Linked DNA regions of Homo sapiens: region 1 is linked to region 2. Evidence: read pairs that join two places in POLR2A ChIA-PET (ENCODE). Cell type or tissue: Panc1. All regions are shown on one strand. Each heading gives the region's core, and the rest is flanking DNA. Links, peaks and the distances in the headings are about the cores only. Region 1 overlaps CNNM2 (cyclin and CBS domain divalent metal cation transport mediator 2). Region 2 overlaps WBP1L (WW domain binding protein 1 like).

Region 1 (5,234 bases), core at 235-5,234, 320 kb after region 2:
GTATGTATGTTTCTTGGATGACTTAATCTGAAGCCATATAAGTCCAAAGTAGTGAGACAGACAGTATATCCTTGACTAAGTTATCAGGCTGTGTTCTCTGCTTATAAAATAATTTTTTAAAAAGCCTCACTTCACAGTCCTGTTCCAAAAATCTTTCTGTGAAAAAATTGAGGCCTATGTAACACCATGAATATAATCATGTTAGAACATAATCAGTTCTTGAATATTTATTTCCTTTAAGAGAATATCAAACTGATGTCACCAAATCTAAACCCACTTGAAGACCAATAGCTATTACAGTTGTACTACAGAATAGGTCAAAGTCACCGTTAGAAATATTACACTTTATTGAATTCTGGAGCAGCTAATCTACCCTCCCCTATTGACCAATGACAAGAATGGAAGAAAATATACAATGGTTAAAGAAAGAGTCTATAACCACTGTTTGTTTAAAATGTTGAAACAACTTTCACTGTACTGGTGAAACAGTTTTAATACCCTAACATACACAGTAATGATTCATTCTTGTTTAAAACAAGAGGTGATTTCGACTTGGGATTGGGATTTTTATTTTTTGAGATGGAGTTTTGTTCTTGTTGCCCAGGCTGGAGTGCAATGGCACAATCCTGGCTCACTGCAACCTCCGCCTCCTGGGTTCAAGCAATTCTCCTGCCTCAGCCTCCTGAGTAGATGATGGGATTACAGGCATGCACCACCACGCCCAGGTAATTTTGTATTTTTAGTAGAGATGGGGTTTCTCCATGTTGGTAAGGCTGGTCTCGAACTCCCGACCTCAGGTGATCCGCCTGTCTCGGCCTCCCAAAGTGCTGGGATTACAGGCGTGAGCCGCCGTGCCTGGCCTTGACTTGAGATTCTGAAGTGAATTTATTCACACTGATTGTGCCCTCTACTTTAGTAAGGTTCTGGCTTACAGAGCCCTCTTCCCATCCTCTGATGTTCAATTTTAATATACAGCAATCAACTCTTAGAGGACAAAGAAATCTGGAATTGGGTAGCATGAGCCACAGCTATATAGCCCACACTAATGCATGTTCTGTAGTATAAGAAGGCAGTTCTTCCCTTTCTTTTCTGGGGGCTTGTTCCTTTGTCCACTTGCAGCTAAATTCTTTCTATAGATTTATCACAGATAAGAAGGAGGTTGTTTTTGGATAACAAATAAGCATTTGTGCTATTAAACAAACAAAAGGTAATAAGGATACTGTCTTTTCCCTCAAAATAGAATCCTGCCCTAAAGCAACGCAAGTAGAGCATACTTCTGTGCAAAGCCAGTGATAGAGAAGCAGCCTTGCCAGAGTCACTGAGGATGAATTAAAGGCTTATAAAAGAAAACTTGACCTTAACAGAGACTACATTTGATCATGGAAATAATACATTTCTCCACTGATATACAATACCATGTAATGCACTGGAAAAGTTGGACCTTGGAGTAATAGCACAATTTGTAACATTACAGATCACCTCTTCCCACTCTTTGTTCCACTCTGAGACTCTTTCCTTTTCCTCGTGTATCCAGATACACTGACATACGGATGATTTTAAAAGTGTCACAAGCCACAGTGGAGCCATATACATGCAGTTCAGCCTGATTTTACCCTTATTTTCTTCTAATACAGACTCCATTACAATTTTGGACCATCTGCAGAGAGTACAGATACACAAAACCAAAACAAGTATCTATGATAATAAAATCTTCAGAAACTTTTCAGACGTACCTTTCATGGAGCCCCCTCCCTCCCCCGAGTAGAACCCTAACAGGGACCTCGTTTGTTCCTGTGAGTCCTGCCAGGACTTGTTTAATGGGTGCTTGGGGTTTTGGTTTTCCTCCTTATTCTTCCTCCTCCTCCTCCTCTTCATCATCATCTTCGTCATGGCAGTGTGTAATTTCCTGGGGGGCCAGTGGGAAGAGGTTGGGAGGTTTAATCTCACTAATTGACCGTGTCAGCTGGTGCCGCTTGTAGTCAGTGTCTTTGAAATCCACTGATGTGCGGTTCCGGGTGGCAAGAGGAGACTCCATCTCATTGATATCTACGTGTGTGTGCTCCACCGTTGATTCATGAGGCATCTAGACAGAAAAAAGCTAGAGGCTCAGAAAGCAGGCAGAGCAAAGTAGCTACTCCCCAAATCCTAACCCCTCTCCTCTGTTAGGTGGCCATGCAATTACATCTATAATGGACCACAGGACAAGTCAATATAGACTTATCTTCATAGAACTACTTATAGTTGCCTGTCTTCCTCTCTCCCTGCCCCTCAAAATGGTGCCCATATTGTCTACTGCAGCTGGAAATTGGAAAAGATGGAGAGGGGAGTTTACTTTCTATTTTACAGCAAAAACAAGATAGTCCTGAAACAGATCAGAATAAAGGAATGTAAAAACCACATTTTCTTTTTCTTGAGATGGTCTCTCGCTGTCACCCAGGCTGGAGTACAGTGGAGCAATCACAGCCCACTGCAGCCTCGACTTCCTGGGCTCAATCAATCCTCCCACCTCAGCCTCTAAAGTTCTGGGGTTACAGGCATGAGCCACCATGCCTGGCCCACATACAGCTTTTAATAGAGTAGACTTCAGAGAGTAAAGTTACACTCTTAACTTCCAATGTTGGTTCTACTTTCTCAAAGACCCCTTCTTATGCAACCATATAACCTGCCCCTGGGCTCTGTACATCAGAAAGAAATGTTCAAACTATCTCCTGTGCCATCTCACAAAGGTGGTTGCTGACCCTGGGCTTAGAGTACATCTTGGCTGTCCATTACAGCTTTAACTCACCAAGACATGGGCAGCCCTGAAGAGGTAGCTGAAAGGGTAATACAGCAGGTTGATGAAAGATGCTGCATAGAGGTCAGCATAACGCATCACTTGACTGGCAAAAAGGGTCTGCCGGGAGCCACTGCGAAACAGGCTTCCCATCATCCCATAGCACATGTCCATGTCATGAGTTACTTTCTAAAACAAAGAACAAGATTGATTCTTGGCTCATTCAACAAATATTTATTGAGCAGTAGTTGAATGCTAGTCTCTATAATAAATCAGGAATGTGAAAAAAGCATTTAAACTTATTTCCCAAGTTTTCTCCCAAATCCCATTTGGATACCTTAATACGTCTCTGGATGGAACTGATGTCTGGACGCTCATTGCTACTGCTGTCAAGATGCCTAAAGATAAAAGAAAAACTCAGTGAAAATCTCTGGGAAGAGCTTTTTTTTATTCTTTAAGACAGTCTCATTCTGTCACTCAGGCTGGAGTGCAGGGGTGTGATCGCGGCTCACTGCAACCTCTGCCTCCCAGCTTCAAGCGATTCTCCTGCCTCAGCCACCCTAATTAGCTGGGATTACAGGCATGTGCCACCACACTCAGCTACTTTTTGTATTTCTGGTAGAGATGGGGTTTCGTTTGCCATGTTGGTCAGGCTGGTCTCAAACTTCTGGCCTCAAGCAACCCGCCTGCCTTGGCCTCCCAAAGTGCTGGGATTACAGGCATGAGCCACTGCGCCTGGCCTGGAAAGAACTTTTTTTTTTTTTGAGACGGAGTTTCACTCTTGTCGCCCAGGCTGGAGTGCAATGGTGCAATCTCAGCTCACTGCAACCTCCATTTCCCCGGTTCAAACGATTCTCCTGCCTCAGCCTCCCAAATAGCTGGGATTACTGGCCTGGAAAGAACATTTCTTATATCTAAGTGATTCCTGAGTAAGTTTTTGGGAAAGAAATTTTTAGAAAACTTACTTGTAGAGTTCAGCCAAGAAAATATCCAAGCTCTGAAGTTCTTCGAAAAGTGCTAGTTAAGGTTTGGAAGGAAAAGGAAGACATTTTAAATAAATAAGCACCTAGTTCTTAACTGCTGCTAAACTAAAAGGTTGCAGATGTGACTGGAAAGTAGAACCTGGGACTAACATGCTGAGTGTACAGTTACCTCCTCTTCCCCTCTTCAGGATAACTCACTGATACCTGCTTGGAGTCTGACAACAGATGAACACCATCACCTTCTCTTTAACTGCCTTTCCTCCTGCTTAAACACCATGATGACAACTTTCCCTTCCAGCTGCACGCTCATTCTGAGCTTGTAAAGTACCAGAATTTACATGCTGTCTCAGGTGCAGTCAGCTAAGCAAATGTTAACAGTCCCATTTTCAGATGAAAGATTGAGAATCAGGTGACTTTTCCTGAGTCACAGGTCCAGGGCCAAATCAACTAGATTTCTAAAACTTCATAGGTAGAAAGTTGAAAATGTGAATGAAAGGCTAGCCAGAAAATCCCACTGATAGTACAGACAGTAACAGCAACAGCCAGCATCTACAGCATGCTGCCGGTGTGTTGCAGCCTTTGTCAGTCTGGGTTCCTCAAGACAAGCCCTCCTTCATCTACTGTATGTAACACATTTTCTTCTATCTACCATCTTTAGGAGAATTGAGAAAAGTGTTACTCAAATAATTTTCTGTATTCAGCTCCATTGGAAAGGTAAAATAATAGTAATAATTTTCTGTGTTTCGGATATGGAGCCTTGGTTGAGAAAGGCTGTCATGTCTATCTTTATACACATATTACCTCCGTTTTTCATCAGCTTTAGGAGGTAGGTATTATCCCCATTTTTACATTTGAGGAAACTAAGGCACAGGGTATCTCATTAACTTGCCTAACGGCATGCAGATTTCAAGTTATGGAGCCAGGGCTCCTACCCCAGGCAGGCTGAGTTTCCGGAGTCACCTTCACCACACTGCAGGTAATGCGCATCAAGGCTGGCTGGAGAACTTGTATATCAAGCACTTTTACAGAACTATATCCGTAACTCAGTTCAGCACAGTGTGTATACTGCATATACACAGCATAGCTTAGTTCAAGAATACAATATGGCCTCATTCTCTAGATCTCAGAAGAGTAAATAAAAAATACCAGAGGTGATTAACATTCAGAGCCATCACTGCCCCAGAATCACAGATATGGGCTGTTAGCAGAGAGACTGGGACTGCTAGGCATGGTTGGGGAAATATGGGACCACAGAGGAAAAGTTGAGCTCCAGTTCACAACTTAGTGTTACTGTAACACAACTCAAGACGCCAACATTCTAAACTTAACCTCGAAGAGATTCAAGAAGGTTAAACAAGATAACCTCTCATATTTATTCAAATTCTGGAGTTCTGTGAAATATCTGAATATTCTATGGGAAGGAAGTATCCAAATATCAAGGCCTGCCTTTTGACCACCTCTGACTTCCTGAATACAAA
Region 2 (5,488 bases), core at 187-5,186:
TTTTTTTTTTTCTTGAGACGGAGTCTCGCTCTGTCGCCCAGGCTGGAGTGCAGTGGCACAATCTCAGCTCACTGCAAGCTCTGCCTCCCGGGTTCACTCCATTCTCCTGCCTCAGCTCCCAAGTAGCTGGAACTACAGGCGCCCGCCACCACGCTGGTTAATTTTTTGTATTTTTAGTAGAGACGGGGTTTCACCATGTTAGCCAGGATGGTCTTGATCTCCCGACTTCGTGATCCACCCGCCTCTGCCTCCTAAAGTGCTGGGATTACAAGCGTAAGCCACTGCGCCCGGCCTTTTTTTTTTTTTTTTTTTTTTTGAGACAGTCTCGCTCTGTCGCCCAGGCTGGAGTGCAGTGGCATGATCTCAGCTCACTGCAGCCTCCATCTCCCAGGTTCAAGTGATTCTCCTGCTTCAGTCTCTCAAGTAGCTGGGACTACAGGTATGTGTCACCATGCTTAGCTAATTTTTCTATTTTTAGTAGAGATGGGGTTTCCCCATGTCGGTCAGGCTGGTCTGGAACTCCTGACCTCAGGTGATCTGCCTGCCTTGGCCTCCCAAAGTGCTGGGATTACAAGCATGAGCCATGCCCGGCCCTTTTTTTTTTTTTTTTTTTTTTTTTTTTTGAGACAGAGTCTCGTTCTGTCGCTCAGGCTGGAGTGCAGTGGTGTGATCTTGGCTCACTGCAACCTCTCCCTCCTGGGCTCAAGTGTCCCTCCCACCTCAGCTTCCCGAGTAGCTGAGACAACAGGCATGTGCCACCATGCCCAGCTAATTTTTGTATTTTCTGTAGAGATGGGGTTTTGCCATGTTGCCCAAGCTGGTTTTGAACTCCTGGGCTCAAGCAATCTGCCCACCTCAGCCTCCCAAAGTACTAGGATTACAGGCGTGAGCCATGGTGCCCAGCCAACCTGCAACATTTTGACAACATAATCCTGCTTAATTCTAATTTAGTATGACTTCCTTTTTTTTTTTTTTTTTAAGTTGGTGAATTCAGCATTGAATTTAATTCTGCATTGGCAGGCGGATGACTAAAGTCATTTGAAGAAGGATTTACCCTACCTTTGGCTCATCATGTATGAGGCTGGATCACGTACATAGGAGAACCCATTTTTTCAGGCTAGCAGAAATTGTTAATGATCATCTTGCTTTTCAAATGGCAAAGCTGACTCCTTTGTCACTAGGTTGTAGTAATATTTGTATAACATGGCAGAAAGTGAACTCACTTTCCTGGGAATGCCTGAATTTGCCAACTCAATCTCTTTTTCTCCTCACCCCTCAGATATCAGCGCTTAGTGAACGTTAGTGAGGGGCTGTAGGCAAGAAGTTGATAGAAAGAAGCTGTTGTCAGCAGTCACTTTTTTAGAATATATTGTATTGTACTAGGTGTAATGCCTTGGGTTAAATGCTGCCTTGCACACAAGAATTTATAATCTGTGAGAAGATAAAAATAGACGAATGCTGATTAGAAACACTGTCTTGGGTAGCATCATAAAAGGATGATTCATTAGGAAATCAGGAAGTCTATAATGCAATTTTGATCATTTAGGTTGTATTTTTACAAGTTTTTTTTTGGATTTCTAGTAATTTTGTTGCAATTCCACTTCTGAGATCATCACTGATGAATATTATTTAGAATTATGGGGCCAAGCTTAGTGGCTCATGCCTGTAATCTTAACACTTTGAAAGGCTGAGGCAGGAGGATCACTTGAGGACAAGAGTTCAAGCCTGGACAACATAGTGAGACCCTGTCTCTACAAAAAATAAAAATTAAAAAAACTTAGCTGAGTGTGGTGGCGTGGTGGCGTGTGCCTGTAGTGCCAGCTTTTTGGGAGGATGAGGCAGGAGGATCACTTGAGCCTAGGGTGACAGAACAAAACCCTATCTCTTAAAAAAACAAAACAAAAAAAAAAAAGGAAGGAAGAAAAATATGGAACACTTCATAGCCCATTAGAGCAAGGTTTATTGTGTGTTTTGGTCATAGTGGCATCCCCAGTGCCTAAAACAATGCCTGGCACACTGTAGGCATTCAGTGAGCGTGGAGTGAGTGAATGAATGGTACACTTATGCCATGGCACTCTTTCTGGAGAATTTCAGGTGCCAGTCTGTCTTGTTAGATCAGTGCAGATTACATTGCCCATGAGGGGATGAGGATGCTGTTTCCATCAGTTTGATTGCCAAAGTTAGTGCTGCGTATGTTTTGTGGTTCTCAGTGGTTGCCAGGGAACCGAGGAAGTGAAAGGAAGGGGTTGAAAGCAGCCTCATTGCTGTTCCCTGGGCGGCTGTGCCTTGATGTCCAGCCTTGTCTGTATGGCAGTTTGGCCTGGTTGTGAGAGTGGTGACAAGGCCTGGGATAGACTGACCATGTCTTGAGAATATGTATGTGCTGAAGAATGGCTTCCCAGTCCCCAAACACCGGCAGCAGCAGGAGCCACTTCTTTTACACATCAGCCACCTTTTCCTCTAGCAATGAAGCTGTGATCCATTCTTTCAGTGAGTCTCAAGGAAATGGTTCAGCCAGTTTGGCACATTCATTTTCTTGTCAGGAAAGTCAATGTGACCTTGACCATCATTGGGGACCTGCGGTAAACACGTTGTGTGTCTGGCTGGATTCTAATGATCAAACAGTGCTTTTGGCACCTCACTGTGCTGTACGTGTCATGTGCTCCTAATTTATTGTCCTAGGTTGGGGGTTATAGGTACTAATTTGCAAGAATCATTTCTGACTTACATGGATCATGCCCAGCACAGTGCCACTACCATGGAGGCCTTGGATAAGTATCATGAAAGAAAATTGTTGCAGAAAATGAAAGGAAAGATGAAATATACTTGCTTTGAGTCCTGGACAGTGTAATTAATTTGTAGCTGAGGAAGTTATTGAAAAGTAACTTTTTGTAATCCCAGCACTTTAGGAGGCTAAGGTGGGCAGATCACTTGAGCCCAGGAGTTCAAGACCAGCCTGGGCAACATGGCGAAACCCCATCTCTACACAAAAAAACAAAAATTAGCTGCGCATGGTAGCACGTGCCTGTGGTACCAGCTCCTTGGGAGGCTGAGGTGGGAGGATCGCTTGAGCTCGGAAGGCAGAGGTTGCAGTGAGCCAAGATCATCACACCACTGTACTCCAGCCTGGGTAACAGAGTGAGACCCTATCTCAAAAAAAAAAAAAAAAAAAAAAAAGTAACTTTCGATTTATAAAGCTCCTCTGAAGATTGTTCTCCTTGAGTCATTTCTGGAAATCCGAACCCAAACATGGACCTTTTGTGCTGTGCAAGTGTTGTCTTTGGTAGAGGATTCAGGCCGAGGGAGAGCTGCTGTGACCTCCTGTTTCAGGGAGGGTAGCCAGAAGGGATTTGGCTTACACCACCGACTAGGGAAAGTCAGAGCAGGACACCATCCCCAGGGCCCTTGCTTGTGCAAAGCTTGCGTTAGAGAACTCTTGTCTCCCTGAGCTGAACTTAGTGAAGAAAGCACGACAAACCTAAGGCGGTGAACTTTTCTGAACCAAGAGTTGGTTTAAATATAGATGATCTGCCTTTCTGGCAACTTGGAGGCTGCGGTGGGACTTGTTGTACCTTTTATAAGACAAGTGAGGAAAGATGTTGGCACCTGTACTTGCGCAGTTTGTTTATGAAATATAAACTCTCCGGTGGAAGCGAGGGCTCGAAAGGTCAGTGTCCAAGGTAGCGTGTCGTACCTTAGCTGGGGAAAAGGTGCCTCTCCAAGCCCCCGCTGCGAATTGCCTCATTCCCTAGAGAAAGTTGGGACAGCCAGGCTTCATGTCCTATTATTTACTGAGCACCGACTCTGGCAGGGGTGGGGGTGGAAAAGTTTCTGTGAAACTGACAGACACTGGACTTGATTTTCTTTCCCAGGGAGGAGAAACAATACTCTAGGAGCTACAAAGTCAGTCCTTATTCAGAGCAGTGTTCCTGTTTTCAGCTTTAGAGACTTGATTTATGTACCCCCCAGCCTGCTTAGAGCCAAGGGGTTGCAGCAGCCTGCTCCCATCTGCAGCCCCCACCATCCTCCCACAGTGGGCTCTGGCTCTAGGTGGGTCCAGGGCTGGGCATCGCGGGTCTGCAGCACATCCTCCTCAGTATTCCAGTGCAGCTGTCTGAAGTTTTTTCTGCTGCGCCTGAACTGATGTCATTTCCCCCTTGGCAGACAGCTTCGGCTTTGCTGCGTCTGAGATATGTCACGAGAAGGTGGGGGTGGGCCAGAGCCAGGCAGGGGGAGTAGCGAGGAGAGCAGGAGACAGTGTGCCTGCTCGGTCCCAGGACTCTGTTTACTTTGTCTGCTTTGCTAAAGAAGGCCGGTGAACCAGGACCACCGCACACACAGGCCCACCAGGGGCAATGCTCATTCCAAGACCTTAACTTTTAAGAGCCCTTTGTTCCAACGTTAGTGTGGACGATGCTCTTGCAGGATGCCTTTCCTTTTGGGTCTTAGACAGGTAATTGTTTCTGCACGGATCGGGTTTGGAAGGGAAGAAGGGGTGGGAGCTTGTTTATTGTACTACTGCTTTGGGTGGAGGGAATATTTTAGCAAATGCCTCTCAGTTAGACCAGGCCAGCTCCCACACAGAACTTTCCAGTCTCCCTTCTTGTTTGCTAGTTGCTCCTTACTTTCAGAGCCACCGTGTTCTTAACCCTCTACGTCCCCGAGGTTTCTCTAGGGCTGACCAGTTCTGATTTTCCATCAGACACTGTAAAACTGCTTTGGAAACTTCACGGAGAAACAGCTGAAGAATGGGGCTGGGGAAGGGGAGAGGCAGAGTGCGATTCTTGCTCCAAACCCCTTTTATTCCTTCTCCATTTTGATTTGGCTAGTTAGTGGAGATTTCCTCACAGTCCTCTGGTTCTGAAGGGACTCTGTGTTGGGGGTGGGGTGAGGGCTCCGTTCTTCTTTTAAAGGAAAGGCTTTCTTCCTTTCAAGCATGTGCCTGGGGCTGTGCAGCTGAGGGACGTTCCCGACGCCTCAGGGGAAGGGGTGTGGAATTGACCCCATTTTGGCCTTACTGACCAGTTTTTCAAAAAGACCCCTGTGGCAGAGACTTGATTGCTCGGTGAGCCGCCCTTTGAAGTGGGAGCACTGCATTCATTCCAGCCGGTAAAGCAGTGTGGAATGAGAGAACAGTAGCAAGCCACCAACTGCTGTCTGCTGAGAACACAGCTGTTGCCAACTATTTGTTCCAGGGCTTCTGAGAGTCAGACACCCCCACCCCCTCTTCGTCTGAGAGGCATGTCTGTATCGGAATGTGTAACTGTAACCAGCAGCTGCTGGCCATAAGGGGTGGGGAGGGAGCACACACCCTCTGCTGCCTGTTCCTGGGTGAGGAAAAGCCACAGATGAGCTCACAGCAGAAGCCCTAGAGGGGAGCTGCTAGGGACCACTGGTTGCCCTCACTCTGAGAAAAGTGCTAGGTGGACAACTCTCCCTTGAGTTGCCTACAGTTCTGTTCAAAGGAAGCTCCTCTGAAAAGCCCCAA

What was found. ChIA-PET counts read pairs that join two places held together with the same protein. Peaks named below come from ENCODE experiments on the same cell type or tissue, not always from the same donor. Only the 100,000 strongest peaks of a DNase experiment are listed, where the experiment ranks them.
Region 1: POLR2A ChIA-PET joins it to region 2 with 6 read pairs; 3 of 35 experiments call an interaction of 5 or more read pairs at or near these places.

Annotation. Positions count from the first base shown.
Region 1 is chr10:103,087,826-103,093,059 of GRCh38, forward strand. CNNM2 (cyclin and CBS domain divalent metal cation transport mediator 2) reads left to right here. Exons shown (of 8, transcript NM_017649.5): 8 at 1-2,397. NT5C2 (5'-nucleotidase, cytosolic II) reads right to left here. Exons shown (of 19, transcript NM_001351169.2): 16 at 3,739-3,790; 17 at 3,111-3,171; 18 at 2,786-2,962; 19 at 213-2,083. The coding sequence ends at 1,847. Among named protein-coding and RNA genes, the nearest start is that of NT5C2, 100 kb to the right of the region's middle. In Panc1, for the core only: no CTCF peak of the experiment used is centred there; no DNase peak of the experiment used is centred there.
Region 2 is chr10:102,771,965-102,777,452 of GRCh38, forward strand. The region is part of intron 1 of WBP1L (WW domain binding protein 1 like); the gene reads left to right. Among named protein-coding and RNA genes, the nearest start is that of WBP1L, 31 kb to the left of the region's middle. RefSeq lists enhancers at 3,112-3,643, 4,176-4,707, 4,708-5,239. In Panc1, for the core only: no CTCF peak of the experiment used is centred there; no DNase peak of the experiment used is centred there; H3K4me3 peaks cover 1,984 bases; H3K27ac peaks cover 4,469 bases.